Linked DNA regions of Homo sapiens: region 2 is linked to region 1. The links are chromatin loops, found by intact Hi-C in ENCODE. Cell type or tissue: MCF 10A. All regions are shown on one strand. Links, peaks and the distances in the headings refer to the core of each region. The heading gives the core; the rest is flanking DNA. Region 1 holds the start of LINC01897 (long intergenic non-protein coding RNA 1897). Region 2 overlaps NEDD4L (NEDD4 like E3 ubiquitin protein ligase).

Region 1 (15,056 bases), core at 3,959-11,958:
ACTAAAAACAAATGAGCTACGGGAACTGAGTGCTTAATGGCATCAGATCTTTTTACTAAATATGTTTATTTCCACAACAGAGAAGTTGCTTCCCAGTGGCACACCCAGATGCTTCATGGAAGGGCACACCTCTGGGGTGGTGCTGGGTTCAGACTGGCATGGTATCCACACTTCTCCTGATGCTAGCTTTCTCTAGGCCCTCTGTTAGCTCGTCCCGCTTCTGATGGACACATTTTTTTTTCCCTTTGCTATGTCAACACCATCACTATGATCTCATCCATCAGGTATATTACTAAGCAAGAAAAGAGGCTCTGTCTTCTAAACAATTCAAATAAGACCTGGTACCTCTTCCACACAACAGTTCCTTAGGTGTTTCTGCAAACTCTAAGAGTGCCTTCAGATGACACCCTTTCCCCATCACCCCCCTAGGAGGCAGAAACACCAAACAGAAGCTACCAAAGTGGCCAGACATGGTCCAAAGCTTTCACAGCTGGGAGTTCTGAGAGTTGGAGCAGAGACTTTGCAGCCAGGGGAGATGATATATTAACATATATCTGAGTATTGATATATTTGAATTTTTCAAATCCCAGAACGTAAAGGGTCCACTATGAATTTGCGTTCCCTCTTCCATGTATAAAACCAGATCTGCCCAAGATAATATTTATTTTCACACATCATTTGGAAGTATCTGTTTCATTTCATTATCTATGTTGAATGAAAAGGTTATGTCATTTGGACTTGAGCCTGAGCAGAGAGTGCCCTGTCATTATAAGGCTGTAAAAACAACCTCCTCTTCCTCCTCTCCACGCTGTGTTCCCTGGACATCTACCTGTTCCAGGTTTAAGTTCTGGGCTAGGTCAGTGACGTCTGAGAAGAGAGACTTCAGGGTGCCTCTTGCCCTCTTGTTAAGCAGAGCATGGTATAAATACCTCAGCAGCATTCTGGACTAAAGCTCTGTCAAAACAACTGCTACTGAGTCGTTTAATTTGTGGAAAGGAAATCTTATTTGGAAAAATAAAGTTCTTAGTTCCTTGCAACATTCTTACACTGCGGTAGGGCTCAGAATGCTGGAGAAAGCACTTCGAGACCTGAAACCCAGCCCTGTTATTAGTAATTCATTTGCTTTAGGACATGTGGGAGAAAATGCATTCCTTGGCTTTTGGGTCCAGGTAGGCAGCTCTGCCAGCAACAACTTGGAAACACTTTGGAGCTGAGTGCTTTGTGGGCTGCGGCAGCGTGGTAAGGAGGCTGCCCTCCTGCCGAAGCTGCGAGGGCAGTTGGAAAGGCGCTTATTTTGTCTGGTAAAAGCAAATTTCCAGGCTTAGCTAAGCATGTTGTGCAACCTAGCCCCACTGAATGCCTATGGGAATGCTCTAAGATGCCCAGTGAGCATTTCTTTATGCAACAGTGCATTTTCATTTTCAACGTAAGACTCTTTTGAGCCCAGTTCTTGTATCTAAAGGTCTTATGGTGTCAGGGCCACGAGATTGTGTGGGGCCTATGGGTCACAGGTTAAAATCTAGAGTGGGTTCCTGTGCATTCTCAGTATATTCTATGCCAGACTATGGAAATGAACCCTCTACAACAGGAGACACCATTACTCAGTAAATGCACATGTAAAATAATCAGATAATCCGTGAGTCATCAATATTTATTCAATTGTTAGTGGTAATAGAGAAGAACAATACCATAACTCACCTATTTTGGACACTTAGGTATCCAACAAACACTTTTCATTAGTCGATTATTATACAAATCAGTGGCTGATAATAGAAATTCACTCATCATTTATCTTTAGGCTAGGATTGCATGATGTGATAGCCTCCCACAGTTCACGTGCCTTCTTTTTTTTGAGACAAAGTTTCACTCTGTTGCCCAGGCTGGAGTGCAATGGCACAATCTTGGCTCACTGCAACCTCTGCCTCCTGGGTTCTCCTGCCTCAGCCTCCCGAGTAGCTGGGATTACAGGCAAGTGCCACCATGCCTGGCTAATTTTTTGTATTTTTAGTGCAGATGGGATTTCACCATGTTGGCCAGGCTGGTCTCAAACTCCTGACCTCAAGTGATCCACCTGCTTCAGCCTCCCAAAATGTTGGGATTACAGGCATGAGCCACCGTGCCCTGCTGGTATGCTCTTTTAAAAAAAAAATTTTTATTTTTAATTTTTGCAGGTACATGGTAGGTGTATATATTTATGGGGTGCATAGATGTTTTGATACAGGCATGCAATGCATAATAACCTCATCATGGAAGATGGGGCATACATCCCCTCAAGCATTTATCCTTTGTGTTGTCCAGGCTGGAGTGCAGTGGCGTGATCTTGGCTCACTGCAACCTCCGCCTCCCAGGTTCAGGCGATTCTCCTGCCTCAGCCTCCTGAGTAGCTGGGATTACAGGCGTGTGCCACCAGGCCTGGCTAACTTTTTGTATTTCTAGTAGAGACAGGGTTTCACCGTGTTAGCCAGGATAGTCTCTATCTCCTGACTTCATGATCTGCCTGCCTTGGCCTCCCGAAGTGCTGGGATTACAGGCATGAGCCACTGCACCCGGCTGGTGTGCCCTTTTAAAAAATATTTTGCTCAGGCTGTTGCTGAATGAGCTTGCATTTCTCAGGATGGTACACACAAATTAATAGCATAGAAAAGTGGCCAGGAAGTGTGCTGCATCTGAAGAGGAATCGAGTTTGAGAGTAACCCTTCTACAGCACGTGTTGTACAAAGTCCTCATGGCTCCACCCGCGGGATGCTCAGAGAGCCCTTCTCTGCACAACATTTCTTACACTGCCTTCCTGCCAATACCCCAGGGCACAAGCACCTGGTTTTTTCACCCATTCAGCTTGCATTATTGTAGCACTTTGATTCCAAAACACAAAAAAAGTCTTTCATATATTTCTTTTTATTGATTCCCCCAACAAGCAAGTAAAAGATGTGAAGTCACATATCACTTTCCATCAAGAGACAGTGGTCACTGATTAGTGGATCAGTCCAAGGCCAGTGCTGTTCACGTGTCTATCCGTGCTCCCCTTGAAGGGCAGGATTGAAATCATGCTCCTCTAGTTTTTAGACATCTAGCCAGAGGAGGGAAGAGTGCCCAGAACCTTAACATTCAACTCAGAATTCACCAGGACCATGGGAAGCCCAAGCCCTTCCAGGAAGATTCCCTGAGCCCTTTGACCTCCCTGATGTCTCCCTTTCGTGGTCTCCTACTGCACTTAGTGCTCTGCACCCCTTCTCAGATGGTGACTTCAGTCTCATCCTGTCCTGTAACGTTTTCATGAGTGTTTGTCTTCATTCAGCCATGGGATACAATGTTATATTGGGTGGTCAGCCCTTTTTGAAGGGTTAACATTGGACTGAACCTTCAGTGATTAATATCACCAATTGGGATCCTTAGGAAACAGACTCTGGAATGAAGATTAGCACACAGGAGGTTCTCAGGGAGTGCTTGTGGGATCAGCGCCCATGGAATGGAGAGGAAGGAAGTGGCATTGGGCAGAGGGAGAAGCTGAGCTATGAAGGCCTCAGCCGACCCCGCAGGGGGCTCTGGAGCTGAGATAGCTTTTTAGAGTTGCCCTGAGTTGGGGCAAGGGGACAGGCACCTGCTCATGAGATAATCAGTCATTGGATGGTGGCTCCTCCAAAAAGGAAGCATGACCTTGGGAGGGGCATCTCTCTTTGGCAGAGGCAATGCCAGAAGGCGGCTCACAGCTGAGGGCTATCTGCCGGCAACACTTTGAGCACCTAGGGGAACAAGTTCTTCATTTCTGCAGAGGAATCTCAGCACTGTGATATAGCAACCATAGCAACGAAACACAAACATAGAAAGGAAAAGTATTCCAGGTAGAGGAAACAGCAAATACAAAAGCCCTATGTTGGGACAAAAGGAACTTTCTATCCACCCTCTGAAGGTTTGCTCTCTGAAATAGACTTGATTTTAGACAGACGAACAGGAGAAAAGGCATACAAATTTATTAACATGCAAGTGCACATAAGCCACACAACGTGTGAAACTCAAAGAATGGCCAGATGGTTGAAGTTTAAATATCTTCTTCATAGGGGAGAGGGAAGGGAGGATATAGGCAATTTTAGAGGAAGAGCAAATGATTTTTAGGGGAGATGAATGGGCTTGAATAATAGGCAATAGCGTGGGCTCTGGCTATGGAGTCTACTCTAGTCCTTCTTCCTGCAAAGATATCCGGTTGATGAGATATCTGGGGAAGGAATTCCCAATAATTGGATATCTTCTGGAGGATCTGGCATTTAGGTAGATAGGGGAACTTTAGGGAGACCCTCCTCTCCCCACCATATTTGCTGCTTCCCAGATGCACTCAATTTGAAGTCCAAAGTGGCATATTTGACACATTTTGGGGTATCTATTTTTTTCTTTTTTTTTTTCATTTAGGAAGAGGGTCTTGCTCTGTTGCCCAGGCTGGAGTGCAGTGGCCCCATAACAACTCACTGCAGCTTCAAATTCCCAGGCTCAAGCAATCCTCCCATCTCAGCCTCCCAAAGTGCTGGGATTACAGGCATGAGCCACTGCACCTGGCCTGGGGTATCATTTTCTAAACCCCAACAGTACAACAAGAGTTAGCTTGGCATGTGCAAGCAATGGGAAGAAAAAATACAAATCCATCACTAGGAATGTCACAAAAGACAGGGAGCGAAGAGAAGGCAGGAGCTGATTGTCCATGAGTTCAGTATTTATTCTAGTAGCAGTGGGGAGTTTTTTGAGGGTTTTAAGCAGAAGAGTAACAGGATTTATTTATACTTTCAAAGATTGCCCTGGCTGCTGTATGTGGGCCATAGGGGTGAGTGTACAGCGGGGAGACAGCAGGGCACAGTTGTAGCAGTCAGGGTATGAGGCTACAGTAACTTGGATGAGGGTTATGGCGGTGAAGCTGATGAGGAGTGGCTGAATTCAGGATTTATCTTAGGGGATAGAGCCAATAGGACTTGCTGATAGGTCGAATGTAGGATATGAGAGGGAAAGAGAACTAAAGATGACTCCTAGGTTTGTAGCCTGCCCAACTGGGGAGCTGGCTGGAGCATTAGCTAAGATGGGGAAAACTGGGAAAGAAAGAGTTAGGGTGTGGGTATGTGTGGAACGGAAGGAAGATAGAGGGGCAAAGAAGGGCTCAGGATTGTTTTGAATATGGTAAGTCTGAGATTCCTGTCTTAGTTTTTGTTCCCAGAGAAAAATTCTGAGATAAGAGTTTGAATGCAAGTTTATTTCGATAGTTTATTGCATTTATTGTTATGCAAACAATATTGCAATAAACTTGGATCCTTGGAGGCGAGCCAAGGAAACACAGATTGGGTGATGTGGAAGTAAGACAGGGAAGAGAGGGCAGGCAACAAGGGGTGAGTTTATTTAAAAAGACACCAGTGTATATACCAGTGGAGCTTAATACTGCTGGAGAACTCTGGGAAACAGTACAGAGCATGTGCCTAACAGTGGTTCCCTGGGAAAGGTAAGGAGGCTGGGGTAATTATCAACCACTCCCGTCAGTGCTCTGGGATTAATTGATTCCTTGGGGTGATTGATTCCTTGGCACTTGTGCCATGTAGGCTGGAGCACAGCAGGCTCTGACAGCCAGAGGACATCCCAGGCAAAGAGGCAGGGGCTGGCAACTGGAAGCCAGGCTGGTGGGCACTGAGATGGCAAGGGCTGAAGGGATACTGGTGGGCAAGAAGAGTTTCATAGTCAAGGCCTGATTAGGACACCAGATAACACAAGGAGAGGGGCTGGTATTCGGGGAGGTCAAGTGCAAGGGCCAGTATCACAGTTCAGTCTGGAGTCACAAAGAGAAGACAAGCAGTAGGTGAGGCAGCAGTTAGATCAGAATGACGCCCATGGACAGAGCTTATGGGCACTGGCACATCTTTTGAAGACCCTGAGTCAATATTAAGAGTGGACATCTCCAGTTCTAGAATCTCAGTGGATTGATTGAGATTGGGTGCATCATCCAAGGATGTCAGAGTTGCTTCTGCGGGGAACTTGCCTAAAGACTGATTAGGTGACTTTTCAAGGCTGCCTACAAACCTGAGCTTCTATGAGTTCCTCTTTTACAAATGCAGAAATCGTGGTGCAAGAAAGATAAGAAAAACCCTTAGACTCTAAAAGTGTGCTGATGCCCCTAGCTAAAGAACACTGCACACATGAAAGCTCATCGCAGTGACTTTTTCCACAAAGGAGGTGTGAATATTTTATCAATATTCATGAAAAATAATTTTGTAAGGTAAGCATGTCAAAATATGTCAAACCCGAAGGTCACATTTTCCAGAATTCTTTTTGTCCCATATTATGTTTCAATGCAGCATCATCTTTCTGTCCAGCATAAGTGCCCCAGGCAATGGTAATCATTTCATTACTTAATTGAAGTCCTAATTATATTAGGATCTATTGTCAAATGTGGTCCTGTCTTCATTACAACACTTCATTACAACAACCATAAGTAAATGGAAGTGTTGGACTTTTCCTGTAAGAATAGTTGAATTTAACTTCTCAATCTTGCTCTCTTTCTTTCTTTCTCTCTTTCTTTCTTTTTTTTGAGATACAGTCTTGCTCTGTCGCCTAGGCTGGGATGCAGTGGCGTTATCTCAGCTCACTGCAACCTCTGCCTCCTGGATTAAAGTGATTCTCCTGCCTCAGCCTTCTGAGTAGCTGGGACTACAGGCATGTGCCACCACACCTGGCTAATTTTTGTGTTTTTAGTAGAGACGGGGCTTTTCCATGTTGGCCAGGCTGATCTTGAACTCCTGAGGTCAGGCGATCTGCCCACATTGGCCTCCCAAAGCGTTGGGATTACAGGTGTGAGCCACCGTGCTCGGCCAAACTTCTCAATGTTTCATTTCCCACCCCAGCTCATCCTACCTTTCTGAGCTGGTAACCAAATTCAAGGCATGAAGTTTTTTTAACCAAAAAGAGCAAAACCTTTGTAATTTAAATATAATCAGCCTCCCATTTGGGAGATACTCTGCAAACATCTTCATGACACTCTGGGACAGCTGCTATTGTCCTCTTGGCTGCAATCCCTACATTAAAAATTCATGTTTGTGTCCTTTCTCGGTTGTTTGGCTTAGCTTTACTCTTAAAAAGTGTTTATGGGCCAGGCACGGTGGCTCATGCCTATAATCCCAGCAGCTTGGGAGGCCAAGGCAGGAGGACCACTTGAGCCCAGGAGTTTGAGACCAGCCTGGGCAATATAGTGAGACCCTATATCTACAAAAAAAATTAAAAATAATTAGCTAGGCATGGTGGTGTATGCATGTAATCTAACTACTTGGGAGGCTGAGGCAGGAGACTCACTTGAGCTCAGGAGGTGAGGCTACAGTGAACTATGATCATGCCACTGCACTCCAGCCTGGGCAACAGAGAAAGACCCTGTCTTTGAAAGAAAAAAAAAAGTGTTTATGATCCTCCCCAAATAGACTCCATCCTTTTATTTCTCACTGAACTCCCAGACAGAGGTTCTTAACCTGAAGCTCATGAGTCCTGTGAATTTATAAAACAGCTCCAAAGACGCCACAGATACCTCGAAATTATAGAAAATTTGATCTAGCTTTGCATTTGAGCCTCTCCAGGGTAAAAATCTTTCTACAGCTTCTAAAAGGAATAGGTAACCTAAAACCAGGCAAAACAAAACAAACAAACAAAAAACACCCCAAAACTTTGCTGTTTTAAAATCCCCATTTTAAAAAAAGATTATGTAAAAATAATTTTTCTTTTTTCATTTTGTTTTCATCTTTAAACCAGCTCTCCAGAGCCTCAGCCAGGCTGCCTCATCATCGAATCATTCTGAAATATCTTCCACAAACCTTCCCCTTGTATTCATACCAAATAGCTCTCAGCTATACTCCAAACCCATGCAATGAGGTAGAAAATTACTTCCCTCCCCCTCCGATTCTTAAAGTGGTTAATTTTTTTTTCCTGGAATGGACATTATTAATATTTCAAATTTGTTCTCATTGCTTTATAAACTGTAACCATGGATCCAGCTCTAATAAAGATGTCCCAGTGAGTTAATCATGCTAGGGAACAGAAAAACTCAGGGACATTCAGAATCACAGCCAGAAGGGGGCAATCCTTCTCACATCATACCTAAGACTGCAGCTCCTGTCAGGCTGCGTGTTCATGTGTAAGGCACCACAGGCCCCGTGGTGCCAGCTCACCAGCTCATCTTGGTGCCAGCTCACCAGGTCACGTGCTGACTTTACCAGTACATGTATGCTAATTAGTTATCATCCAATTGTTTGCCTTCCTAAAGGAATGAGGGCATCATCTCCTAGAATTTGTCTTCTAAGCTCTTCTCTTGACCCCGGAAAGAAATAGTGGACTTCATTGTTTTAGGGTGTTTCATTTTTGGAACACGAATTGCAGATGGGTTCGTGGTTGGCCGAGAGGAGCCAGGCCGAGAAGTTTGGCTATTTTGTCAAAGGCAATGAGAAGCCACTGAAGGTTTTAAGCAGAAAAGAATTACAGATTTGCATTTGAGAAGTATCAGTTTGGAGAATAAATTAGGGAGGCGTAAGATTTGGAGGCACAGAAGCCAGGTGGAAGGCTGTTTTTCAGGCTAGAAAAGTGGTAGTCTGTTGTAGGTTATATGCAATAGATTTGGAGAGAATGGGTTAGATGCAGGGATGTTTATGAAATGGGAATTGACTGGCTTACTCTGGAGGGGATGGGAAGGGAGGCAGAAAGGAGTCACAGATGACATCTTTATTTGTAGATTGGGTTGGAGTAGATGGTGGTGTCAATTAATGAGATAGGAAACCTAGAGAAGGAGTAGTTTATTTATGGGGGAAAAAAGATATGAGGAATTGAACTTGGGACATGCTGATCTGGAGGTGCCTACAAACCATTCAAGAAAAAGTGTCCTACAGACAATTGGAGATGCAAAGCTTGGAGCTAGGGGAGAGGTCTGGGCTAGAAACACAGGCCCATTCCCTCCATGGAGATGGTAACTGACACCATGAGAGTGAAGATTACCCAGGGGTAGGGATGATGAAGACAGAACAGGGTCCGGGAGGGAACGCTGAGGAAGACCAATATGAAGACATGGATGAACAAAGAGGGGACTAGAAAGAAGTCAGCAGGGGGACTGGAAAGAAGTCAGTAGAAAGATGTGTTATCACACAGGTGAGCCTTGAGGACATTACACTAAGTGAAAAGCCAGTCACAAAAGGACAAATACTGTATAAGTCCACTCATAGGAGACATCTAGAATAGTCAAACTCACAGAAAGTAGACACCAGTTGCGGTGGCTCATGCCTGTAATCCCAGCACTTTGGGAGATCAAGGTTGAGAATCACTTGAGGCCAAGAGTTCAAGACCAGCCTAGGCAACATAGTGAGACCCCCATCTCTGCCAAAAAAAAAAAACTAAAAACCTTAGCCAGGTGTAGTAGTGCATGCCTGTAGTCTCAGCTACTCAGGAAGCTGAGGCAGAAGGATTGCTTGAGGCAGGAGGATTGTTCGAGGTTGCAGTGAGCTGTGATCACACCACTGCACTTCAGCATGAGCAACAGAGGGAGACCCAGTCTTGGAAAAAAGAAACAGAAAGTAGAATGGTGGCTGCCAGAGGCAGGGGGCAGCAGGGAATGGGGAATTGTGGTTTAACAGGTATTGAGTTTCAATTTTGCAAGATAAAAAGAGTTCTGGAGACACATGGTGGTGATGGGTTATGGCCACACAGCAGTGGGGATGTACGGAATGCCACTGGTCTGTGCACTTAAAGATGGTTATGATAATAAGTTTTATGTTTTGTGTATTTTACAACCTTTTAAAAATAAAAAGTGTGTGCTATTGTGGGAGCCAAGATAACAGAGCATTTGGGGGGATGCAGTGTAGTCAGGAAGCATGCCAAAAGCCAAGTATGATTAGAACTAAAACATGTTTATTTATTAATACTTTACCAACGTGGTGACCACTAATGTTCTTTTTAAAAGTAGTTTTCTAGGCATGGGGGGCACAGAAGTCAGGTTTCTATGGATTAAAGACTAGAGGGTTTCCAGTCAAGTTGGCCTTGGAAGTTCAGGTCCTCCTCTTTGCTGCAATATAACAAAACATAAAAACATATAAAAACACATGAAAATATAAAAACAAAACAAAAATATAAAAATAGGCCAGTATAAATAGCACATACACACTTGCTGCAATAAAGCCAAGCTACAAAGGGTTTCCTGACTGCTCTTAAATATTCTCAACAGCATTATGGGGCAGTATTTCCTTGTCCTCAATACAAGACCTGGGCCTGTGGTGAAGTCAACTGTGAAAGGGGAGTGAGGGGAAATGAGAGAGGGAGAGGGAGAGGGAGAGAGAGAGAGAGAGAGAGAGAGAGAGGGAGAAATAAGCCAAAATTCTAAAACATACAAAAACAATTAAGAAAGGCATCCAACAAAATCAACAGTCAAAAGATAAATTCATTCTACATGATTGCAGTAATAAAATATTAAACTATTTAATATATATATATATTTAAGATCTACAGAGTAATAAATGAAGAACTTACATACCTAATAGAAATTTTATCAGGCAATAAAGGGAATAATGAAGAGAATTGTGAAAAGAAATAACAAGAAATATTTGAGGAGAAGATGGCTGAGAATGTTCCATCACCACAAATATGTCCTTAGATCAAAAGTATTCTCCCCATGCCAGAAGGTTAAATAAAAATAAAACCACACCTAGAAATAACATAATGAAACAGCTGAATAAAAATTCCAGAGAGAAAATCTTAGAAGCTACCAGAGAGAAATAGCAGTCAGATTAGCTAAAAGGGAATAGGAATTAAACAGCCCCATATATTTCTCATCAGCAATAACAGAAGCTAGAAGACCATGAGGTGGTATCTTCACAGTGTTGAGGGTAATATAAATGATTTTTCAAGTTATTATTCAAGAAGGAAGACAAAACTAAGACAGCAGGAATGCACCAGCCACCAATATTCCCTATTAAAGGAGACACGTCAGCAGAGAATAATGTGAACCCAAAACAACAGTGTGGGACACAACACACAATTGTGTAGACAGACATCAATAAAATAGTTCAGAAAATCATTGTTTTAAAAATTATCTTTCAGGTTTTAAAAAGGTGGAATTAAAACTCTAGAAACAATTACAAATATGTATGAGAAGGTTCACAGCAGTTTTATTCATAGTGGCTAAAACCCAGAAACAAGACAGGTGTAATATTAATAGGTGAATGGAAAAATAACTTGTGATATATTCATACAATAAAATATTACTTAGCAAAAAGTACACAAAAAGACTGATAGGTGAATTAATATGAACAAATTTTGCAGAAATGCTGAATGAAAAAGCCAGACCCAAAAGTGCACATCAATACTCCATTATTTCATTTATACAAAGTTCAAGAACAGACAAAATGAATTCATGGTGTCAACACAGGGGTTATACTTAGAAGGGAAATATTTGTTGGGATGGATTACAGGAAGTCTGTGGAGTAATGTAAATGTTGTATATCCTGGATTACAGGAAATCTGTGGAATAATGTAAATGTTGTATATCCTTTTATTTTTATTTTATTTTTTTCTTTTTGGGAGACAGGGTCTCATTTAGGATGGAGAGCAGTGGCACGATCACAGCTTACTGCAACCTCGATCTCCTGAGTTCAAGCGACTCTCTGGCTTCAGCCTCCCAAGTAGTTGGGACTACAGGCATGCACCACATCATCTGGCTAATTATTATTATTTTTAAATTTTTTGTAGAGACAGGGTCTTGCTATGTTGCCCAGGCTGGCTTCAAACTCTTGGACTCAAGTGATCCTCCCACTTTGGCCTTCCAACTTGCTGGGATTACAGGCGTGCCCAGCCTATACCTTGATTTTTACAATTCATTGAGCTATATGCTGAATATTTATGCGCTTTATTTTATGTAAATTGTAGCTGACTTTTTAAAAAACCTGCCAGCATTATAAAAATTGTGGGAGAAATAATGGGTACAGTCAGTAAAAGTTGTACAATTGATCATTTTAAACTCATGATCCCTAATAACCAAATAGTGGGAAGTAATTATAATGAAAGAGATGATGTAAGGAGCAGAAGAAAATGCAAACAAACAAATAAAACAAACCTTTCACTTTCATTCATATCTTCAGAAGATAAGAAAGGATGTTGTGTATATGAAGCAAGGTCAGGGACGCTAAACATAAGGAACATTTTGAAAACAACAAAAAAAGAATTGTTAGAAATTAAAAATATAATTTTAAAAACTTCAAGCAAAGTATTGGAGAATAAAATAAAAGTCATTTCCTGGAAATCAGAAAAAAAAGGACAAAGACAAAAATAGGGAAAAATGTAACAAAATTAGAGGATCCATTTAAGAGATCTAACATCTGAATTAGGCATTCTTAACCTGGGGTCCCCAGACTCCTAAAAGGTCTGTGGAATGAGTTCGTTCATAAACCCATATGGTAAAATAATACATCTTTATTTTCCCTAACCTCTAACAAATATACAACATTTCCTCTTTTAAATGTCCAGGCAGCCATGTGTGGCAGCTCATGCTTATAATACCAACACTTTGGGAGGCTGAGGTGGAAGGATCCCTTGAGCCCAGGAGTTCAAGACCACCCTGGGCAACATAGCAAGACCTCATCTCTACAAAACATAAAAACATTAGTCAGGCGTGGTGCTGTCCTTGTAGTCCCAGGTACTTGGGAGCCTGAGGCGGAAGGGTCACTTGAGCCCAGGAGTTCAAGGCTGCAGTGAGCTAAAATGCCACCACTGCACTTCAGCCTGGGAGACAGAACAAGACCCTGTCTCTAAACAATAAATAAAAATAAGTAAGCTGGGCGCGGTGGGTCATGCGTGTAATCCCAGCACATTGGGAGGCCAAGGTGTGTAGATCACTTGAGGTCAGAAGTTTGAAACCAGCCTGGCCAACGTGGTGAAACCCCATCTCTACTAAAAATAAGCCAGGTTTGGTGGCATATGCCAGTAATCCCAGCTACTTGGGAGACTGAGGCAGAAGAATCACTTGAACCCGGGGCAGGGGAGGTTGCAGTGAACCGAGATCTCACCATTGCACTCCAGCCTAGGCGACAGAATGAGACTCCATCTTAAAAAACAAAAACAAACAAACAAACAAAACAGTAAGTAAATATGTAAGCAACAAAGCACAACTTTACTGCAACTTTGTCACCAATAGAAATCATAGGTATTTTACAATCCTATTGCGGTTGTTACAGATATCTTAAAATTAGTTTGCATTCAACTTTATTTAAAAATGGTAGTTTATTAAATTTGCTATTGTCTTATTATTTAAAAACATATATAACTCTATAATGAATTTATTTCTTTTTTATTTTTATTTTTAAAAATTTATTTCTTAATGTTGTGTCAACTGTACCTCAAAAGAAAGTGTTTGTCTTTGTAATCCTATGCATTTTATTTTGTGCATCTAAGAATATTATTGTGAGAAGGGGCTCATGATACAAAAACAAGAGTATTTGATCTGAAAAATATAAGTTCCAGAAGGAAAGTAAGCTATCAGAGACAACTAATTTAAAAAATGGAAGAAGAAAAATATTTTTAGACTGAAGAATATGAATTTCCAGATTGAATGGGGCTGCCCTGTGCTCAGCACAATAAATGAGAAAGATCCACTTCAAGAGCTAGAATAGTGAACTTGCAGTACCTGTGTGATCAAGTAAAGACCCCAGAAATCTTCCAAAGAGGAAACAAAGTGATATATAAAGCACTGGGAAACATGAGGCCATCAGACTTCTCCTCAGCAGTACTGGAAGTCAGAAGACAATGAAGCAAAGCCTCTGAAATTCTAAAGGAAATCATTCCCAATTCAGAATTTTATATGCAGCCAAATTATCTATCTTAATTGATAGTGAGTGTTGTTAACAGAAAAACTTCAGCAGAATAAAATTTAAAAGAGTTTAATTGAGCAAAGAACAATTCGCAAATTGGGCAGCCTCCGGAGCCAGGGTGGGCTCAGAGACTCCAGCACAGCCACGTAGTGGAAGAGGATTTATAGACAGAAAAAAGGAAAGTGAATTACAGAAAACGGAAGTGAGGTACAGAAACAGCCAAGCTGGTTACAGCTCTATGTTTGTCTTACTTGAACACAGTTTGAATAGTTGGCCACAGTTGATTGGCCAAAACTCAGTGATTGGCACAAGAGTAGATTACAGTCTGTTTATACTTACAGTTAGGCTATAGATCACCACGTATGGAGAAACCTTTAGGCTGAATTTAAAATACGTAAGAAGGCAGTTTTAGTCTAAACTTGATTTAACACTGTAGAATAAAAAAATTTCAGATAATCCAGGAGTCAGGAAATATGTCTCTTGTGAAAACATTGAAGCTTCTGCCCCAGCAAAATGAAAGAAGAAATCACCAAAGTGCAGACATGGGATTCAGCAAATGGGTAATCCAACATGGGGAAGAAGAGAAACAAATTCCCGGGGTTATGGTGAAGGTTTGTCCCAGATCAACATCTCTACAGCAGACCTAGAGCGCAGGCAAGAGGATGGAGGATGTGTACAAAACAAATGCAAATGATCATTTATTTGATGTGTTTCAACATATTGGGAGATTTCATCCCTGGCAGAAATTTGAGGATAAACAGCTACTTTTAAAATAAAACAAGGCTGGGTGTGGTGGCTCATGCCTGTAATCCCAGCACTTTGGGAGGCCGAGGCAGGTGGATCACAAGGTCAGGAGGAGTTCAAGACCAGCCTGGCCAAGATGGTGAAACCCTGTCTCTACTAAAAATACTAAAATTAGCTGGGCTTGGTGGCAGGTGCCTGTAATCCCAGGTACTCAGGAGGCTGAGGCAGAGAATTACTTGAACCCAGGAGGTGGAGGTTGCAGTGAGCCAAGATCACTCCACTGCACTCCAGCCTGAGCGACAGAGTGAGACTCCATCTCTAAATAAATAAATAAATCAAACAAACCAAAAAAAAAAATGAGAAAAAATTGAAAGTTGTAGTTTTAAAAATAATTTAGAAATATGGAGGTTAAATACCCAAAGAAAAAGCTAGAAGAGTGATTGATTATTACCTTTGGGAGAATGGAATAGA
Region 2 (15,056 bases), core at 2,361-10,360, 220 kb after region 1:
ATCCATTATCTGAACTTCCCCAGCTGACCTTAAAATGCCTTTTACAGCTGGACTGTTTAAACCAGGATTCAATTGAGAATTCTGTATTGCATTTAATCGGTGGGTCTATTAAGACTCTCTTAACCTAGAATAGTGATAAAAGCTTTTTACTCTTGGTCTCTTTGCAAACTGGGGACCCCCAGCCAGCAACACCCCACCTGGGTCTCACTCTACCATGCTGGGGTGCCCTAGCTCACCTGTGTTATAGCTTGTACCTGTGTTCAGTGGTTCCCGAGTTCTTGCATGGCACCCAAGAAGAATGAGGATATGCTGGACATTGAGGGTGAGGAGGGCAGAGTAGAATTTTACTGAGCAATGGAATAGCTCTCGGTGGAGAGGGGCTGCAGTCAGGTGCTTCTCTCCTTCCCGTGTGGCTGGGCCCAGGGCTTTTTATGGGCTCAGAATAGGGGAGGGGCAGGCTGCAGGTAGTATTGGAAAAGGCAACATTTGATTCATTAAAAGGCATTGTTCAGAAAGAATCAATCAGGAAAGGGTGGGCAGACAGGAACAGAAGTTCTCGCTCTGGTTCGTGGGTTTCATCCGGGACCAGCAGTCCAGTCTTTCAGCCTTCAGGCTGTTTTTGGCTCGAAGGTGGGGTTTCACCGGGGACCCGCCCCTATCTGCCCAGGCGTTTGGCTGCTTCCTATCACTATCAATAGTCCCTCCCCTTCAATGACTTGTAGGAAGGTTGTTTCGCTTACCACATTCCATCGTGTCCTGGTGGCATCATCAATGAATGAACATGTTCTTTTCCCCATGTTTCTTGTACGTACTGTGTATTAGAAGTTGGACTAAAGGCTTGATCAAATTTGAGGCAGGAATGGGTGAGGCTACGTGCGACTGGAGGGACACAATGACTGGTTCTGTCATAATCAGTGATTGAAATTGATCCCTGGGTAAATGTGGGGGCAGTCTCATCCCTCCACTATCAAAAATTAACATTTTTTTTCCCCAGGTGACCAGCAAGTAACGAGGGGAGGGGCTGTTTTGGTACTGTATACCTGCAAATTTTAAATATTGATTTACTTTACTTCCAAAGGATTGGAAATTTTGTTTTTTTCTTTCTTTGCCCTTCTTTGAAAACATTGTACAAAGTAAATCTCCTTATTTTACTAATGGAGAAGCTTCTGAAAGAGGCTGAACATACATTGAAGTACCTTTGCTCAGCTGTAAGCCCTTCTGGATCAGAGGTCAGACCAAAGTTTGCAGACAGTTGGTCCCTGTGGACCAGACTGAATCCACACATGAGTTTATTTGGCCTGTGGAGCACTGAAACAAAAAAATGCAAATCCTGAGCCAACGTTTGGGAGATCCCATATTATAATACAAATCGAGATTTCCAGGTTTCTGGAAGGTCTTGGCAATCTAGCCACACTGGGCCTGCATCTGTGCAAGGCTGCATGGCTAGAGGTGTGTGCTGGGCACACCCATTAGGTGGGACTGCGCCTTTCTGGCCACTAGGGACCGTACACCTCCTGTTGTTTTCATGGGGGCTGGTTTCCCTTGCTGACACGTGGCCATGAGGTCCCTCGAGGTACAGGCCGGCATTTGGACTTGTCCTCTGCACTGTTTCTTTGTTAGCATTTAGAACTGACTTCTCCTCTTCCTCCCCCATTGAGGAGCAGCACCTTACTCTGTGCAGAGTCTGTCTGTGATCTGCAGGCTCTTTGCAGAGCTACATTTCTCTCTGGAGGCCTTGCTGAGCAGCCTCCGCTGTCTAGGGCATTGCTGAGAATCACAACATCAACACTAATGGCCCTTGGGCCAAAAAGTGTTTGTCTTAAAATCCCTGCACCAAATAGCTTGTGCAATTACTCCTGTGAGAGCCCCAGAGGATCTAACTCTTAGGCTGTTTGTTCTAGCTGTATTCCTTCCCACCCCCCAAACCGAAATGACATTAAAGGATAGTAACTCCCTCCCGCAAATATAGATAAAAACCTCTTTACTCCCTAACAACCACACAACTATTTACATTTTTGTGTTTACCTCCTAGTCTTTAAGTATATGAATGCATGCAACGTCCTTTAAAAATATGTCAATCCTAGCCTCCACACCACCCAGCCGACCAGGTTTCCCAGAGGGAAGCATTGGAAATGGCAGATGGGTAAATGCACAGAGCTGGCAAATCTCCATCCTGCGGGAGGCTTGCTGTGCAATATAGCCATCGCCACAATAATGGATCTTCCTAATGATCCGGAATCACTGAGCAAAGACTGTGCCATGTTCAGTATACACTAAGTGAGCATGCAGGGAATATATGATCAGTTTACAAACATTTCCACATAAGCTTTTTTCTCTCTCCCACTCCAGTTTTGGTAAATAAAAGAGCAAACTAGACTGCTTTCTTTCTCTCTCTCACTCTCCCCCTGTCTCCCTCCCTCTTCCTCTCTGTCCCTGTCCCTCTCTCCTGCCTCCCTCATTCACTCTGTCGTCCTCTCTCTCTCCTCCTCCTCCTTCCTTCCTTGCTTCATTTCCCCCCTCATCTCTTTCTTCCTCACCCTTTTTAAAAAGAGACAGGAGTCTTGCTCTGTTGCACAGGTTAGAGTGCAGGGGTGCAATCATAGCTCACTGTAACCTCAAACTCCTGAGCTCAAGCAGTCCTCCTGCCTCAGCCTCCCCAGTAGCTGGGAGTACAGGCACACTACCATGCCCAGCTAATTTTTAAAAATTTTTATAGAGGTGTTGTCTTGCTGTGTTGCCCAGGTGGGTCTCAAACTCCTGACCTCAAGTGACCCTCCCGCCTTGGCCTCTCAAAGTGCTGGAATTACAGGTGCAAACCACTGTGTCCAGCCAGACAGGTCACTTTTCTGTACCATTCCCTGATGTTGTGAGATTAGTGAGAGTCCCTACTGTGGAACCTTGTTCACGTTGCCCTGACTCCTGATGCATGGATATTTGCTGTTACCAAAGACACCTCTGCTTTACCAAATGTTTTGACAGAGTGGAAGGAAAACTACAAGACTTCTTGCCCTCGTTTTCTTCAGTCTAGAATGATGCTGGGGTCACTGAGTCTGTAGGGCAGAGAATCTGATGTGTTTTTTAGGAAGCGGAAGGTGTCTGACACATAGATGTTTGACAAATTTTGTTAATCTGGTCAGAGTGCAGCCTAGAAAATTAAATTAAAAAGCTGCTGAGGAGTGCTGGGGTCGCATTTTGACATAGATACAAAGGCACCAATAGGGCCAAAAGTATGAGGCCAGTCCTAGGGCTGGTGAAGTTTGGATCCCCTGCCTGACATTGTGTCCTGAGCCCCTGGCCCCTTCCTGCACCTCTCCCTGAGCCGCCGGCCCCTCCTCATTCCTTCCTCTCCTTTATCTTCCGCTGTCTTTGCCTGTGCCCCCACGCCCGTGCCCTGAATCTGGAGTCTTTGTCTTAGTGCATTCTGTTTGTCTCACTGTCTTCCTCTGTTTTCCTTTTCTTGCGGGGAGGAAGGGTAGAAAGAGTGTAAGAAGCTCAAGTATGAGGAAGGGAAGGTTGCCAACTTGAGATGAGTCAGAAATGAAAGCAGTTCTGAATGTGTAAGACAATGAGGAAAATATTTATTTAACAAAAATTGAACTACCAACCAAGCCTTCAGGAACACAGCCAGAAGGTGCTGTGTAGGGAGAGGTGTGCATTAGGATGCTGGAGCGTGGCTGCCGGCGTCCCCACCCCAGGAGGAAGGGACTCGTTTCTCTGAACCTTTTTAATGGTTCTCCCCATTGTAGACAGGACTGGCTCTCCACCCCATCCTCAGTGGGTGCAGCTTTGGGGAGGCCGTGAGGCTGGTGATCTTGGGGCCTCCTATGCATCTGTGTTATTGAAGGTAACAATGTCCCTTCTACCCAAAAGTCATGCTTTTAAAAACGCACAATCTTGAATCCATTTGGGAAACATCTTTGGAACTCCAGAATGTTGTCTTTCTCAGATATGTATTGCCAATGTTGTATTACTTCATTTGCTAAGAAACATTGTCATCGACTTTATAAAATTATTGAATAATTCTATTTGGGGGAGAAGCCTGGAAGCTAAGATTTTAAAGGTTATTTATAAGTTAAGTGAACTGGCAAATTCTTAAATGGTAAATAAAACCTTTCCTACATGCTATAGGTAGTTATCTAAATCAGGGCCTAACAAGCTTTTTTATTTATTTTCCTGTAAAAAGCCAGATACTAAGTAGTTGAGGCTTTGCAGGACTGATGGTCTCTGACATAGCACTAAAGCAGCCTTGGGCAATACATAAACAAAGGGGCATGTGTGTGAGCTGATGGTCCACGGGCTGCAGTCTGCCAACCTCTGATGTTATAAGCCATTGATTTTCTACAACATATATATTTAGAACTGGGAGTGTCAGTGTTATTTTGTCATGGTTTCCAGATTAAACTCTTTCATATTGCTGCTGGTCGGTCAATGACAGACTAATTCTGCTAGCATTGACTTTCTGGGCCAGGGAATGGGGTTCCTAGATAGTGCAGTAGCTTTTTATTTATTTTCTTTTCCATTCAAGGGTAACATGCTTAAAATACAGCGTATGAAGCTTTTGGATATCCACTGTAAATTTTAAGGTCTAAAAATGAATGCAATTGTGAAATGTTTTTGCCTTAGAGAAAACGCTCTCACTGCTTTGTGTTAATAAATGCATGAAAAATAATGATGAATTAAATGCATACAAACAGATGCAGACATAATTTAGATGAGTGTATTGCAATTAAAATATTGCCCACTTTCGCTACGGAATATTCGTTGGACTTATGACCTTAGTGTAAGTAATGTTTAATAAGGAATCTGCAATGTGTAACTCCTCCGTAAATTATTAAAAGGATTGGCATTCCTACTGTATAATATCAACACAAGGGATAGAAAATATGCCTGGATTCTTAATGAATGTGTGCTAACGTTCCTTCTGGCATAGGAATGTGTAGTAAATACACTTCAAGGGTTGTTCGCATTTTTATCCGTCATTGTTATAGGCATGTTATTGTGTGTCTCCTATTGAAGAACTGATTGATCATTGTTTTAAGCTTCTGTGACTTTTAGATGCTTAAAACTAGGCGTTCATGGTAGGAAAGTAGAGAAACATGTGGAAGAAATACTGCGTTTCAAGTTTGGGAGTGGCTGGTAGAAAAATCAAACTAGGCTAGTCTTACAGCTTTATCGCAGTTTTGTTTTTTTTCCTAGTAGGAAAATGATAGTATTGGTTGTATATTAAAACACTCTCTCTGACACTGACTTGAATCACGTGCGAGTTCATTGAGAACAGGGATTTTAACTTGGTTAGGTGATTTTAAACATTATTTAGCAAATCTGGAAAACAAAAGAGAAATTTTCAAATATCTTTCTTCCACGGTGGTGTACTGGCTCTCTGGAGTGTGATTTCATCTTCTCTTATTATTGCATATGTAGTCAAGCCATCATGTTCTTGAAGTGAGACTTCACCCACTAGTGGGGCCGTATAATTCAGGATCTTTTGTTTGTCCTTACATAGTTTCTTGGCCTGGAATGTCAAAATATCAGAAACTGTTCTTTCTCTGGAATCATCTGTCTCCGTGATGGCCTCGCCATCTGTACAGTCATCCAAGCTAGGGACCAAAGAGTCGTCCTTTACTCTCTCATCCTTCCGGCTGCTGTGTCTGGCTTTCAGTGTTTGTGTAGAGCAGGGGTCTCCAACTCCTGTGGCGTGTTAGGAAGTGGGCCGCACAGCAGGAGGTGAGCCATGGGTAGGCGGGCAAAACTTCCTCTATTTACAGCTGCTCCCCATCATTCGCATTGCTGCCTGAGCTCCGCTGCCTCTCGGATCAGCCACCAGCATTAGATTCTCATAGGACCATGAACCCTATTGTGGAACTTTGCATGTGAGGGATCTAGGTTGCACACTCCTTATGAGAATCTAACGCCTGATGATCCGTCACTGTCCCCCATCACCCCTAGATGGGACCATCTAGTTGCAGGAAAACAAGCTCGGGGCTCCTACTGATTCTATATTATGAAGAGTTGTATAATTATTTCATCATCTATTACAATGTAATAATAATAGAAATAAAGTGCACCATAAATGTAATGCCCTTGAATCATCTCCAAACCATCCACCCCACTCCTCCAACCCCCAAACCAGCCTGGAGAAAAATTGTCTTCCACAAAACCAGTCCCTGGTGCCAAAAAAGTTGGGGACCGTTGGTGTAGAGGACTCCTCAAGCAGCGTCCATATCTGCCCTATTCTCTCTATTCCTCCACCTAGGTATAGAATTCTATCTCTAAGACACAGACAGACCATGTTCCTGCCTGGGCAAACACTTCGGTGACTGTGCATTGCCCTGGGTGAACGGGGGCACAGAGGTCTTTGTGACGCCCTGCAACGCATCCCTCTCCGAGCCGCGGTGCGCTCTTCCTCCTCTGTGCCTTGCCGGTGCCCAGAACCACCCCCTTCTCCCTCTTTGCACAAGTGCCTTGCTCTCTCCTTTCTCAGGCCAGTGCTGCTGATCTGTCTGTGTGACCCGGGTGCACAGTCCTTGGCTCTGTGCCTGGCCCTGTGCAGGTCTCTGTGGTGGCACTTAGCACATGGCGCTAAGATTCTCCCTGATAGGCCTTCAGCGCCGCAAGGGCCAGCACCGAGTCCTGCACATCCTGCTCTAGTCCCACATCGGCCCAGGGGCGTTGAGCTGAGGACAGCTCCCTACCCCCTTTCTGTGCTTGGCCGACTCCAGCGCCCGTTCTTCTGCCCCTCCTTGGCTCTGCCTCCCCACCCCTTGGCTGAATCTCTCCTCCTTTCGTGCTTGTTCTCCAGGTGACTTATTCAGGTCCATATTTTCATTACCCTTGCATTTCATTAATTTTCTCATTTATTTTATTCTGTAGGTTTAGGACATTCTTTAAAACATGCAGGTTCTGAATTTTAATAATATAAAAGTCCTCTGTGAGTGCCCATCACATTGCTTTTCTGTCCTCCCTACATTAAAGTTAGCACTGATGCCTTTATGTTTAAGGAAAGCCTCCTGCAGAGGGGCTCTGCCCATGTAAGTTCATTAGAAGGCAGGTGTACAGCCTCTGTCACCTGAAGACCTCTTAACTGTCTATTCCTTCTCTGGTCTATCGAGGTGTATTGGGGGGGTTACAGCACCCTCTGGTGGCCATATTGTCAGGTGCATTTTTGTTCTAGCCAAATAAAATGATAACACAAATCGAATAGTCGATTGGAGTTCTTTTTCAGAGGACATCGTTAATTCACATTTTGTGTGTTTCAGCAGGTATTTAAGCCATTCTCGAATAGTGACACTTATGCAGAGGAGAGAATGATTTTATTTAAGTAATTTCTACTTTTTACATAGCTAGTTTTAAAGTAGATAATACATAGTCTTAAACTTTATTTCCCCTTTATTTCTTTCTTTTCTGTTAGAGAATTTCTTAAACTTGTAGAATTATCCAAATAAAATGCCAGTCACTAAAAAGGAATAATTAACCAATAGTGGGAAAAAATTAAATTCTTCAAATGAAGAGTACTGTATTCATTTCATATGGTCCCAGAGATAAAATGTTTAGGATTCATTTTTAGTTTTAAATGTTTATGAATCAGAGCTTCAACACTCTTCCAGGTTTCTTTAAGAAAGGAATTTGTCTATCTACGGATTAATTAATTAGCAGAGCCTCTCTGTGTCACCAAGACTGGAGTGCAGTGGTGCGGCTGTAGCTCACTACAGCCTTGAACTCTTGGGCTCAGGCAACCTTCCCACGTTAGACTCCCAAATAGCTAGACCATGGTGCATGCAACCATGCCCAGCTAATTTTTTTTTTCAATTTTTCTGTAGATACAGGGATCTCGCTATATTGCCCAGGCTGGTCTTGAACTCCTGAAGGCCTCAAGCGATCCTCCTGTCGTGGCCTAAGAAAGGAATTCCTCATATAGAAAAATATTGTTATATAAATAGTTGCCTATATCCATGCTGTTTATGGTAACAGCTAAGGTTCATCTCAAAAGTATTTGTATTTGGCTTTGGAATAAAAAGAAATTTCCCCTTTCATAGGGTTCTGAGATTGTAGGAGTTTTTAGTATTTCAAAAAGTTAATGGAACAATCTGTGATGTGAAAGAGACTCAGAAGAGGCTAGAGAGGTCTTTAACACATTTTTTTTTTGTATTGTTATCCCTTCCCTATAGCTAACTTTGTAGATGACATTGTTTTTCAGACTGATGATTGTGACCCTCAACCATGGCAGCAACAATTTTTAATTTAAATTTTTTAAAATGCAAGGTTGGGTGATTTTCTCTCTGGATGCTTGAGTTTTGTTTTTGATAAAAATTCTACCAGGGGCAGGGGAAAGAGTCCATTAAGTCTTGGTGCAAGAAACCTGGGCAGATTGCCTAAGTGGATATGCATAGCAAAGAACTGAAAACAGAGTAGGGGGTGCTGAAAACACCCACAGAGGAAAATGCGGGGCGGGGGGTGAATGCATCTGCTCATTTTGTAATAAAGTCCTTCCTTTCCTTTAACATCTCTTAATGTTACAAATACCAACAAAAACCATGCATGTCTTCAGTGGGACAGAAAATGAGGGAGGCATTTAGGGAGAAAAAAGTGTCAGTTGAGATGATGTTAAAATAAAGTTTATTTTCTTTGCAGTTGCAGACATTAAGATTTATTCTCTGGGCTGTTAGGACAGTTCCTGCAGCTCTCTGTGGTGACCTGAGCATTGATACCTTTTTTTTTTTTTTTTTTTTTTGAGATGGAATCTTCCTCTGTCTCCCAGGCTGGAGTGCAGAGGCGCAACCTCAGTTCACTGCAACCTCAGCCTCCCAGGTAGCTGGGACTACAGGCACCTGCCACCACACCCAGCTAATTTTTGTATTTTTAGTAGAGATGGAGTTTCACCATGTTGCCCAGAGTGGTCTCAAACTCCTGTCCTCAAGTGATCTACCCACCTTGGCCTCCCAAAGTGCTGGGATTACAGGCGTGAGCCACTGCGCCTGGCCTGTGCCTTGGTTTCTCAGATATTTCTGCCCCTGTAGTGTTCTATGCACTATGCAGGGAGGTCCTGACTGCTCAGAGCTTAAATTCTGCATTCCTTTATTTTAAGTGTTTGGCCAACTGCAGAGGAAGGTACCTTGAAAGATACTCCCTCTCCTCCCTCACTGCTGGGTCCCCTGTCATAGGAGACCTGGCCTGAGGAGGCTTCTTCCTGGTAACCTGGGTTGTCACTGGGACCACATCTTCCCATAAGAATAATGCTTCAGGTTGTATGGGAGAAGTGTCTGACAGCAGTAACTTCAGCACACCCTGAGAATGGCCCTTATGGCAGACACACCGGACAGCAGTCACTGAAGAAATGAGGGTTGCCACATGGAGGTTGCTGGGAGGAGGGTGCTAAGTGAAGGTGCTGTATAAGCTGCATGCTTTTTACAAGCAGTTGAAGTTCTGCTGTCCAGCCCAGAGCCACTGGGCCACCCTATAAATAAGTTCCTCCAAATAAACCCTGTGCCTTGTTTGTTAGCTCTGGGTCTCTTCTTTGGCTTCTTCAACTTGGTGCTGTCCCTGTTGAAGTTAATACGGGTTTGGCACAACACAGGAGTAGACGGTTACCTGTACCCTGCCAGCTGTCCTTGCTACAAACATTTGCCCAGAGAGTGGCATTTGTGCCGGTTCTTAAAGTGTTTCTTGAGCTGCACATTAATAGGCCATGTCCTCTTTCAACCTGCCCTCTGGCTAGGTAGAACAAACACTCTTCACCTGGGCTCTGAGCCAGCTGCTCACCTGCAGCACCCCCCTCCTTGGAGATAGCTTTTCATGTTGCATCTTACCGAGTTGATTGAGTATTCACTTCGAAGCTCCATGCTGCACGCATGGGCCTGTAAATAGCTTTTTCGTGCACTTGTGGGTGTCATTTCAGATCGCTTCATCGGATTTCAGTTACCCAAGTTTTTACTTGGTTCACCGTAAGTTTGCAAAAAAGACTTTTTGTTATCCTGAACATTGCAGGTGGAAACATGATTAATTTTGAATTATTTTTGTTTAACTTCTACCCTCTTTCCTATTTACAGCCTATTTTGTTTATTTTAACTTCCGCTGTTAAGACTTCTAAGGCCAGGCATGGTGGCTCACGCCTGTAATCCCAGCACTTTGGGAGGCCAAGGCGGGCGGATCATGAGGTCAGGAGATCAAGGCCATCCTGGCTAACATGGTGAAACCCCGTCTCTACTAAAAATAGAGAAAATTAGCCAGGCGTGGTGGCGGGTGCCTGTAGTCCCAGCTACTCAGGAGGCTGAGGCAGGAGAATGGCGAGAACCTGGGAGGTGGAGGTTGCAGTGACCCGAGATCGCGCCCCATTACTTAAAGGAAGTGGGCTTGTGTTTTGTGGCCTTAAGGATGTAATCTGTTGGTAGGAGGGAATGAGGGTGTCCTGGTAGGGGTGTCTGGCTTTAGTGTCACCATTCTTTTAGGAATTGCCATGTTGTGGGGTCACGTCTTGTAGGAGAAACGTTCTGAAGTCATGGGATTCTCTACCCTCCTCTCCTGCTCTTGGTTTCCACCAGCAGCCTGCTTGGTGTGGTTTTGAAATGGAGCAGAGATGGTTTTGATGAGCCTCACTGGAGGTGCTGCTGAGATTACCGAGAGGCCTTGCTGGGCACCTGGAGTCAATCATGCCGGGCACTAGCATCCGTCATCTTAGGAGGTAGGGATTATTATCCTACCTCCTAAGCCATCCCTGGAGTGGTGGCTTGGAGAAGTTTTCCAGAGAAACCGATCAGTTCATAAAGTTTCTGTAAAGGATTAACACAGTGTAGTCCAGAAATGTTTGTTCATGAAGTCTTGGTTTTTGGGTTTAAGAAAGTGTTCTCCTGTCTGGGCGTGGTGGCTCACGCTTGTAATCCCAGCACTTTGGGAGGCTGAGGTAGGCGGATCACGTGGTCAGGAGATCGAGACCATCCTGGCTAACACGGTGAAACCCCGTCTCTACTAAAAATACAAAAAATTAGCTGGGCATGGCGGCGGGCGCCTGTAGTCCCAGCTACTTGGGAGGCTGAAGCAGGAGAATGGCGTGAACGCAGGAGGTGGAGCTTGCAGGGAGCCGAGATGGCACCACTGCACTCCAGCCTGGGCGACAGAGCGAGACTCCATCTCAAAAAAAAAAAAGAAAAGAAAAGAAAGTGTTCTCCTAAGTGCTGCTCACCCTTTTTCCCAAACAGGACCTAACCCTGCGAGGGAGGGTGAATTAGGCCATTTGTTTACAGTTTCATCAGCACCAGGCGTGCACGGCGTTAGTCATGGTCCTTGCTCTCAAGGCACTGTACTTGTAGCAGCAGTATGGTGCAAATGTGCAGCTGAACAGTGGGCACAGGTTCCTGGTTAGCATTTAGTGCCACAGGAATGACAGGGAGGTCTTAATTGTGATCGGACCGTGGGAGCTGGATTACCCCAGACTGTAGCTCACTTCCCTGTAAGCTTTTGGTAGGGAGCTTGGAATTAGCACCATTAGTAGAAACAGATTTCAAAGGGAATGGTACCTGTTCCGTATGAAACACTTTAAAACTCCCGGTGTCCACACGTCTTTAAAAAAGAGGCTTAAAGCAGTTTCATTTCATCAACCCCAAACTGGAGAAGCTATGAATGACCACACTGATGAATATGTCCTAAAATATATGTATATTATATAAAGTGTAAAAACAGACAAGCAGGAACATACTACCAGTTTCTATCACAGCTACCCTTAAACTATCATTGGAGGGCAATTAAGTGGGTACAACCTCTAGCTATTTGGAAATATGTATAAAAATGACAAATGCCTGGTTGGGTGCTGTGGCTCACGCCTGTAATCCCAACACTTTGGGAGGCCTAGGCGGGTGGATCACCTGAGGTCAGGAGTTCGAGACCAGCCTGGCCAACATAGTGAAACCCCATCTCTACTAAAAATACAAAATTAGCCGGGTGTGGTGGTGCATGCCTGTAATCCCAGCTACTCGGGAGGCTGAGGCAGGAGAACCGCTTGAACCCAGGAGGCAGAGGTTGCAGTGAGCCAAGATCGCGCCATTGCACTCCAGGCTGGGCAAAAAGAGCAAAACTCTGTCTCAAAAAAAAAAAATTAAAATTAAAATTAAAAAGTAAAATAAAATGATGAATGCCTGTACTCTTAGACCCAGCACTCCCAGTTCTGCCAGTTCATGCAGCAGATACATATGCACACGTACAGAGAAGGATGCAACAGATACATATGCACACGCATACAGAGAAGGATACGTATGCACACGCGCACAGAGAAGGATACATATGCACACGCACACAGAGAAGGATACGTATGCACACGGGAACAGAGAAGGATGCACAAGAACATACATTCCCTAGTTGACGGAGTCGCAGATTAGAAACAACAGAAAAGCGTCCATTAAACAACAGTTTGAACCTGTGTTGAGATATCAGCATCCCTTCTCCTTCTCTCCCCCACTCCCTCTGCCCTCTGCAGGTTTTATTCTCAGCCTGATTTTCTCCATTGGATGTCAGCCCTAGGCTGGCATTTGCAGAGAGAGATGGTGGCTCCTGCAGAGCTTACGGCCTGTATTTTATTGGGCTGTGTTGAGTTACCCCTGATGTGAGCAGGAGAATGGGATGTTCTGTAAATTGGCCTCTAGCCCATCGTGAATTCATATTTTTTTTATAATGTGTGAGTCACACTCCCTTCTGTCTTCATTTCCTTTTCACACTCCCAGCAGATCATTCTCTCTATTCTGATTGGCATTTTATACATGAGGCAGCAGAGGCTGAGACCTACTGTATTTTGAGACACTGTAGCTTTATATGGCATAATTAAATCATAGTCATCAATCACTCTTAGGAGGTAAGGATTATTATTGGCATTTTCCAGATGAGAAAAATGGAGGATGAGAAAGGTTAGGCATCTTGCTGAAGTCACAGCAGACTTAAGTGCCGGAGTTGGAGCTGCATTCCGGTATGCTTGCATAGACTCTCTTCTCATGCTCACTGCACGCCAGTCACCTGGTATGCTGAGGCCCTGCCTCCAGGCCTTCTGATTCAGCTGGTCTGCAGCCCTGGCATTTCCAGCTCCTCAGGTGATTGGAATGAAAGCCAGAGCTGGGAGCCACTGGTCTACACCACCAGTAAATGATCGGGTTCTCACTTGATCATTTAATTAAGAATCTTGGTTTTCTGCTTTCAGTCTGAGAACTCTTGTTCATGCTCTCAGGCATGTCTTCACGCAGGAAAGTGATCTTTGAAATTAATAGGTGCTTGGAAAGCCTTTAAGCAGCAGGCAGTGGAGAAGGCCACTCAGTAGGAAGGGCCGAGCATGAAGCCTAGTGCACAGGCTTTTCAAGACCCCACGGAGGGTCTTCAGAAAAATGGGTTTCCTTTGTCTCCGTGGCTTCCAGTCTTTGTTGGCCAGCAGTTGTCTGCTTCAAATGAGCTGGCTCTAGAGGGGCCTGGAGAACCCAGAAAAACTTTGTGACAACCTGACAAGTTTGTGTTAATCTTCTGGGCATTGGCTTTCTGCACTTATTGCTCACTGAATCACTGAACCAGGCAGGTGGGGTACTGGAGGGCAGGGGATGGGTAAGAAGGGCAGCCTTTGGAAGGAAAATCAGCAGAGGGCAGGGACCGGGGAAGAAGGAGTAAGAAGGGAAACCCTTTTCTTAGGTTCTTATAAATCAGAAGAGCAATAAAGAAAAAATTTAAATCTAAAAAATACATGATTAGGATTTAAATCCAGTATGCTTCACTACATATAAACCTTTGACTTAATATTTTCTGTAGTAGATGAAAATAGGACTTTTTTTGTTTCCCTTCTCTTCACATGGTATTGAGTTTTTTTGTGTTCTGAATACGTGTTAAGATTAATTATGAAAATCAAATTACCAGATACTTGAAATATAAAATTAGTAATATTCAAAGACGATTAAATGCACGATTTCCTTTTCTCATAAAAAAAGAAGCAGACGGAACTTGTATTCTGAAAGCAAATATGGAAATCACATTAAACATCAGAAAATCCTCACCACCGCCCCCCACCCCCATGTGCATTTCATTTCTCTTTGGTCTGAGTTCAAGGGAGAGAGAATATGAATGTGCTGCTAGCTCAGGAAGCTTCAGTTCTAACTTTCTAAAGAGCTGGGAATGTGCTTGAGTCTCTGTTATCTCTTGTTTGCATTTTTCGCTACTTTGCCTCCATTTGATCCAGGGAAAACTTCATGGTAGGGATGTGAGATGTATTTTGAGGGCTAAAAGAAAGGAGTTTGAACAAAAGCAGGACAGTGTTCCGAATGTGGAAGCAAAGAGTCCTTCCAAGGGGATGTGCGGCCAACGCCTCTGTTCAGCGATAGTCCAGCTGAGACCAGGACCTGTGCCTGATGCCCAGGCCACCCCACAGGACGGTCCTCCAGCACCTCATTTCTCCTTTCATCAGACACCTCTTCACTGGCCTACTGGGAGAAAACGGAGATGAGTGAAAATGTGCATACAGAACATAGGGCTCAAAGGGACCCTAGCACCAGTGGTGCTCAAGCCTGTCCCAGCATTAGCGTCACCTGGGAGCTCCAAAAACATATTGTTGCCAAGACTCAGTCCAAAGCAAGTGACTTCCTTGGCCTGGAGTGAGATGTGGGTGGCCAGGGTCAGGAACCACCGAGTGGGTCCACCTCTGCAGACTGGGAAACAGAGTCTGGGAGGCTGCTTGTTCCCTCAAGGACCTGAAGTGACATGGGGAGGCAGGACTAGCCTTGGGGCTCCTAATTCTGTCCTGGCCTGTATTCCAGTGTGCCGTGGGGCACGTCCAATTTGAATCTGGCCCCAGTACACTCTCAAGCCCTGTGTTGCTCTGGTCCCACAGCTTCTGCCCTTGACTTTCCATATAACAGCACATTGGTGGCCAGGGCTTTGCACTAACCTACCTGCCTCCAACATTGTTTTTGAATAATGGAAGCTAAGCAGATGCATATTAATGCCTGCATTATGGAGAAGACTGTCTCTTCACAAGTAATCTGTAGTTGTTAGTCTTGAAAGTGGGTTAATTCATTGTCTTTCTAGAGAAAATGATTGCATGGCCTAAT

Evidence for each region. Peaks named below come from ENCODE experiments on the same cell type or tissue, not always from the same donor. Only the 100,000 strongest peaks of a DNase experiment are listed, where the experiment ranks them.
Region 2: it touches region 1 in a loop (31-fold over the local background); 3 of 110 quality-filtered maps call a loop at or near these places.

Annotation. Positions count from the first base shown.
Region 1 is chr18:57,951,359-57,966,414 of GRCh38, forward strand. It overlaps LINC01897 (long intergenic non-protein coding RNA 1897), which reads right to left and starts at 10,269. Exons shown (of 2, transcript XR_007066389.1): 1 at 10,144-10,269; 2 at 9,878-10,048. In MCF 10A, for the core only: a CTCF peak has its summit at 8,057 (motif pointing right); a DNase peak (open chromatin) is centred at 8,113.
Region 2 is chr18:58,173,804-58,188,859 of GRCh38, forward strand. All of the region lies in intron 2 of NEDD4L (NEDD4 like E3 ubiquitin protein ligase), which reads left to right. Among named protein-coding and RNA genes, the nearest start is that of NEDD4L, 140 kb to the left of the region's middle. In MCF 10A, for the core only: a CTCF peak has its summit at 7,135 (motif pointing left); DNase peaks (open chromatin) are centred at 3,518 and 7,128.